2 separate regions of the Homo sapiens genome follow, and region 2 is linked to region 1. A link is a contact called in ENCODE Hi-C or POLR2A ChIA-PET data. All regions are on one chromosome and are shown on one strand. The core of a region is the stretch at or near the end of the contact, and the rest is flanking DNA. Distances in the headings are between cores, read along the strand shown.

Evidence for each region. Hi-C counts contacts between places; a loop is a spot of excess contacts on that map. ChIA-PET counts read pairs that join two places held with the same protein, here RNA polymerase II (POLR2A). Pooled maps may share reads with other maps.
Region 2: a loop to region 1 is called in a map of heart right ventricle, with 5 times the contacts of the local background. The contact joins the enhancer-like site here to the promoter of ZG16 in region 1. A Hi-C loop is called at or near these places in 19 of 168 maps with a recorded cell type or tissue (CD14-positive monocyte, CD4-positive, alpha-beta T cell, CD4-positive, alpha-beta memory T cell and 14 more), 3 of 37 single-sample maps with no recorded cell type and 24 of 50 pooled maps. POLR2A ChIA-PET finds 5 or more read pairs at or near these places in 26 of 52 experiments (A549, B cell, CD4-positive, alpha-beta T cell and 20 more).

The regions. Positions count from the first base shown.
Region 1 is chr16:29,776,785-29,779,600 of GRCh38, forward strand. ZG16 (zymogen granule protein 16) reads left to right here and starts at 1,472. Exons shown (of 4, transcript NM_152338.4): 1 at 1,472-1,522; 2 at 2,476-2,537; 3 at 2,721-2,816. The coding sequence starts at 2,483.
Region 2 is chr16:29,709,091-29,711,906 of GRCh38, forward strand. No RefSeq gene overlaps it. Among named protein-coding and RNA genes, the nearest start is that of QPRT, 31 kb to the left of the region's middle. RefSeq lists enhancers at 58-639, 640-1,221. Within about 2 kb of position 1,386, at least 3 of the 41 ENCODE cell types and tissues checked have a DNase peak (open chromatin) inside an H3K27ac peak, as active enhancers do; they include CD14-positive monocyte and endothelial cell of umbilical vein, where a contact is called at or near this core.

The DNA of each region.
Region 1 (2,816 bases), core at 222-2,721:
AGGGATAGAGCAAGACTGTGTCTCCAAAAAGAAGAAAGAAAAAAAAGCAATTACAGCAAAATATTAACCATAGTAGAATCTATACAGTGGTTATATAAGTGTCCACTATACAATTCTTTTTTTTTTTTTCCTTTTTTTGAGACTTGATGTTTCGATCATGGCTCACTGCAACTTTGACCTCCTCAGCTCAAGTGATCCTCTTGCCTCAGCCTCCTGACTAGCTGGGATCACAGGTGTGCACCACCATGCCTGGCTAATTGTTTTATTTTTTGTAGAGACGAGATCTCCCTATGTTGCCCATGTTGGTCCTGAACTCCTGAGCTTAAGCAGTCCTCCTGCTTTGACCTCTCAAAGTGCCGGGATTACAGGCATGAGCCACTGCACCCAGTCTTGCTATACGATTCTTTTGTTTTTTTTTTTTTTTTTTTTGAGATGGAGTCTCACTCTGTCGCCCAGGCTAGAGTGCAGTGGAGTGATCTCAGCTCACTGCAACCTCTGCCCCTCAGGTTCAAGTGATTCTCCTGCCTCAGTCTCCTGACTAGCTGGGATCACAGGCACCTGCCATCACACCCAGCTACTTTTTGTATTTTTAGTACAGATGGGGTTTCGCCATGTTGGCCAAGCTGGTCTCAAACTCCTGACCTCAGGTGATCCAGCTGCCTCAGCTTCCCAAAGTGTTGGATTATGGGTGTGAGCCACTGGGCCCAGCCACTGTACAATTCTTTAAACTTTTATATGTGTTTGGATTTTTCATAATATTAGAAAAGGGAAAGAAAAAAATGTCTGGCAAATAGTCAGCACTCGTAAGTATAAGATTTTGGGAATATATTCCCTTCTGGGAGAATCCACATTTCGAATGCCTGGGAAGGGCTCTGTTTGTCCTGACAGATGGCAGATTTCAGGTGAGAGCACCTACTAAGCCTAGAGGTGATAAGCTACTTTGCCCACCTAGAGCTGCTGGTGGTGACCTTAAGTTTACTATGTTTCTCCTGGTATACGGCACTTGGCCCAGAGTGGACTCCAGCTTGCCACCTGTCACCCAGGCTGGAGTGCAGTGGCGTGATCTTGTCTCACTGCAGCCTCAACGTCCTGGGCTCAGGCGATCTTCCCTACCTCCCTCCTGATTAGTTGAGGCTACAGGTGCTCGTCACCATGCCCGGCTAATTTTTGTTTTTGTTTTTTGTTTTGGTAGAGATGGGGTCTCACACTCTTGCCCAGGCTGAGCTAGAACTCCTGGCCTCAAGCGATCTGCCTCTGCCTCCCAAAGCATTGTAATGACAGGTGTGAGTCACCATGCCCAGCCAGGAACTCAGAGAATCTTACCCTATGCTGTAGTATCTGTTGACTATGGGGTAGAGGCAGGATAAGGTGTTCCAGACCCTGCCTGACACCTGATCCGAAGAGGTTGCTCATGTTTGCTCAGGAGGTGAGGTTCACACAATAAAGGGCAGGAGGAGGGCTTGGACCTGGTATAAAACATCTGGAAGTTTCCAGGGGGCTGCTTTGCATCTGAAACTGTCAGGTGAGGGGTGACAGAGATGCCTGAATCTGAGTTGGGGGGGAATTCAAATCTGAGCTGGCGAAGAGGATGCCTGGAAGGAATGGCAGGAAAGACTTGAGTTAATTGGCGCTTCTGGGTCTGCAGTAATCTTAGGTGCAAAGCTGTCTAGGTCTCTGCTGAAGGACTGGGGACACCTGGGATGTTCAGGAGAATAGAAATGGCCAGATGTGTGTTAGTGGAGAAAAGAATAGTGACACATAGACCAGGCACCTGGGGTCTAATATCTTGAGCTGGTCCCGACTCCTTCTGCAACTTCTCTGTCTGTCCTAGTTCCACCAGCACTGCTTGGATACTGGTGCTGGCACAGTTCCTTCTGTCACCAACTTTGCTCCCCAGGTAACATAGAGGCAACTCTAAAATGCTTCTTTCCTTGAGACCAGGTGGATGCCAGGGATTTAAACCATGCTCCAGGTGCCCCATAATCCAGGCCAATTCACCACAGATGATGAGGCTTTCTTTGCTCAGCCTCTGGGCTCAGTAAACTCAGCCATCTCTTTGCTTGGGAGAGGTCCTCTACTCCCTCCTTAGAAAACTCGTTTCCTGGCTATGGCCATACCAACCCAAATGTACCTGGGCTTGGCTGACTTCAGAAAACTTTTCTGCTTTGTGCCAGGATGGAATAAGGCTTAATCCAGATAGTTAGAGTTCATCTTCAGGCCTGAGAGAAAAAGAGGAGGGCTTGGCTACAGCCAGACCAGGGAGAGCTGGAGGGGTCAGGGACATTGAAGGTAGCATCAGAGAGGAACAGGACTACAGGCTATGGACAGTCCTTTCTAAGCTCAAGACTGGGTCTGCTAGGTCTAAGTTGAAGGACGAAGAAGGCTTGGTCTGAGCTGCAGGTCAGGAGTGCCTGGGTCAATCAAGTCAACAAGGAAGAAGGTGAATCTTCATTTGCTCTTTTCTTCCCACTCCAGCCCCAGAATGTTGACAGTCGCTCTCCTAGCCCTTCTCTGTGCCTCAGCCTCTGGCAATGCCAGTAAGTGAGATACCAGGAGCCTGGTATTGGGGACTTGGGAAGGCAGCCTTGGGCACTGCTGTTGGCCAAGGCTTTTGGAGGTTGGCTTGGGGTGGGGAGCTGAGTTGTCGGAGGAACAGGGGTGATGCAGAGAAACTGAACTCCTGGAAGATTTCTCCCTCCAACTCCTGCTTGCCCCTCCAGTTCAGGCCAGGTCTTCCTCCTATAGTGGAGAGTATGGAGGTGGTGGTGGAAAGCGATTCTCTCATTCTGGCAACCAGTTGGACGGCCCCATCACCG
Region 2 (2,816 bases), core at 136-2,635, 68 kb before region 1:
GTTTTTTCGTGGGCTATATGAATGACATGCCTGGTTAAACCAATCCCCTAAGCCCTATGCAAATTAGACAACACCTCCTCCAGCCTCCTCATATACCCGGTTGGTATGCCCCGCATTTGTGGTCTCCTCTCTTGGCTTTGGAGCCCCCCTCCCTCTGTCTCTGTACGGGGGTGCCTTCTTCTTTTCTTCTTCTCCCTTCTTTCTTGCCTATTAAACTCTCCACTTCTTAATACCACTACACGTGTATCTGTGTCATTTTATCCAATTTGCATGAGACAAGAGCCCTGGTGCCCCTCCACTCATCAGAGCCGTATCATTTTGGTGCATGGGCCAGGAAAATCCAAAGTACAGCCTTCGTTGGAGTGGTGAGTATGGGAGCAATCCTAAAATCTGTTCTATCATTACGAGGCGCTCTTAGCCTCTATATTAAAATAAATCAAACGGGCGTCCGTCAGCCTAATACATAGGCTTAGCATTGGCTGCCGTACTAAAGACTCGGATGTGAGGCTTGCTGGGGAGAACTTGGAGAATCCCCCATTACCCACAGGTACTGGGAATTTTGGCCATGTTTGAACTAGCTTCTTTTTGTTAGGGATAACGCTCAAAATCCTAAGGAAATTGAACACTCGAACAAAGGATTCTTAGCAAAGCAATTTTACTTCTGCACAGAGGGTTGCCTCCTTGGCCAGTTGCCATGAGAGCACACCTGAACAAAGGGGCATGAGAGCCTTTATTTGCGATGGAAGTCCTGCCCCTGTACCCTTTCCTCATTGGCTGGGGTTGGGTCATACAATCTAAACTAATCCCGGTTGGCTAAACATTTCATTTTTTAAGATAGGGTGGGCACGTAAAAACAAGTGGAGAGGAAGGGGAAGGGGTGTCTGTAATGAGCTAGAAAGTTAGTCATTTTTCCAAATAAGGAAAGGAATGTGAGCTGGTACTGATAACGCTTGGTACTGTGGTGTGCCTGGGCATCTAACAAAGGCAAAATGGAAAAGGAGAAAGAAGGAGAAAAAAGGGGGGGGGTACAATGAATTAAAGAATGAAAGATTGATGAGATTATTTGAAGAGAAACCTCATCATATTCCACATTTTCACAGGGAGACCTTGCCATCATGCGAGGCTGGGAAAACTTCTGAGGTAACTGAGAATTTCTGGTCAGGGCACACTCTGGCATGATTCAAGGGCCTCTGGACCGGACGCAGCCTCCGACAGCCGGGTGTTGGCAGAGAATCCTCAACTATCCTGTGGCCAAATTTTCTTTCTGTCTCTATCCATGGTCTCTTACCCTCTCTGTGTGTCTAATGTGCAGGGATCTTTACAGTTCAGGGAAACAGGTCTGCTAGAAGAGATGGTGAATCACGGCAGCCAGTAACTCAATAAACGTTTCTCTATGGTTTCTCTGGTGAGCACGTGGTATTTCTAAGCCACCTAGTGGCAATAAAAATCCTCTTCATGAGACACATTGCTGGTTCTCTACGGTACATTGCAGCTTCGCAATTTTTCTATTTTGCGCTTTTTTACTGCTATTTCTGTGAACGGGAAGGCTCTGCTTTTAACAGGAGTCAAATGTCTTCTGCAGCCAGATTTTAGTCCTAATATTGTCCCATCAGTAGAAATTGGCCATTTGCTTCCTACGTTCTTTTAAGGCACCTATTCTGTCTCCAGTTAAGATAGTACTTAATTAGTAGGGAAATTTTAAGTCTGGAAGTTAACCGGAACCATTTTCCTATGGGTAAATGTTTTATCATAGGCCATAATAGCAGGATTTAGAGTTCAATCTAGCATGCCCCCTGCCTTAAAGGGGTCTTGCCCAATTACATGATTTTTCTTGAAATCCATTTTTTTAGGAAGGCACAAAGGCCACACAAGTCTGGAAGGTCAAAGAGAAATAAAAGGCAGAGGACTAAGGCTGCTTGGGGAAAGCGTGACTAAGGCTCAAAAGTTGAGTTCCTCTGATGTCATGGCTTGGAGGGTCACGCCTGCAGTCACAGGTCACTGGTGGCCCATTTAAATAGGTGCTGGGAATCCAGAAACCACGGAGAGAAGATAGTTGGGGGAACTCCCCCTACTGCTTTTGTCTCCAACCTGGATCACATACCAAAAGGAAGGAGACTAAAAGAACGCTTTTATTCTCACTTCTCTTTCTAGATGGGAATTAGATCATGTATAACATGCACTGCCCTCGAGTGTATTTTAAAGCACTGGGACTCCTTCAACTCTGAAACTTTGAAGAAAAAGTGGCTTATTTTCTTTTACACAAGGGCATGGCGTATTTGTTTTTGTTTTTTTTTTGTTTTTTTTGTTTTTTTTTTTTTGAGACGGAGTCCTGCTCCGTCACTCAGGCTGGAGTGCAGTGGCTCGATTTCGGCTCACTGCAAGCTCCACCTCCCGGGTTCACACCATTCTCATGCCTCAGCCTCCCGAGTAGCTGGGACTACAGGCGCCCGCCACCACGCCCGGCTAACTTTTTTTGTATATTTAATAGAGACGGGGTTTCACTGTGTTAGCCGGGATGGTCTCAATCTCCTGACCTCGTGATCCACCCATCTAGGCCTCCCAAAGTGCTGGGATTACAGGCCTGAGCCACTGCCCCCGGCTGGGCGTGGCCTTTTTACTAAACTTCTGCAAGCGTTGCAAAATCAACCTAGCTCTTTTAGCAATCACATCAGGCAGGCCCAAAGAGAATGATTACCCAAAATTAGAGAAGCCAGTTCTAGGGGAACCACCTGAGGATTCCTTTATTTGGGGCCCCTTCAAGTTCCTTTCTCATTATTTAGGACCTTAGGCAAGTAAAGGGAGACTTAGGCCAATTT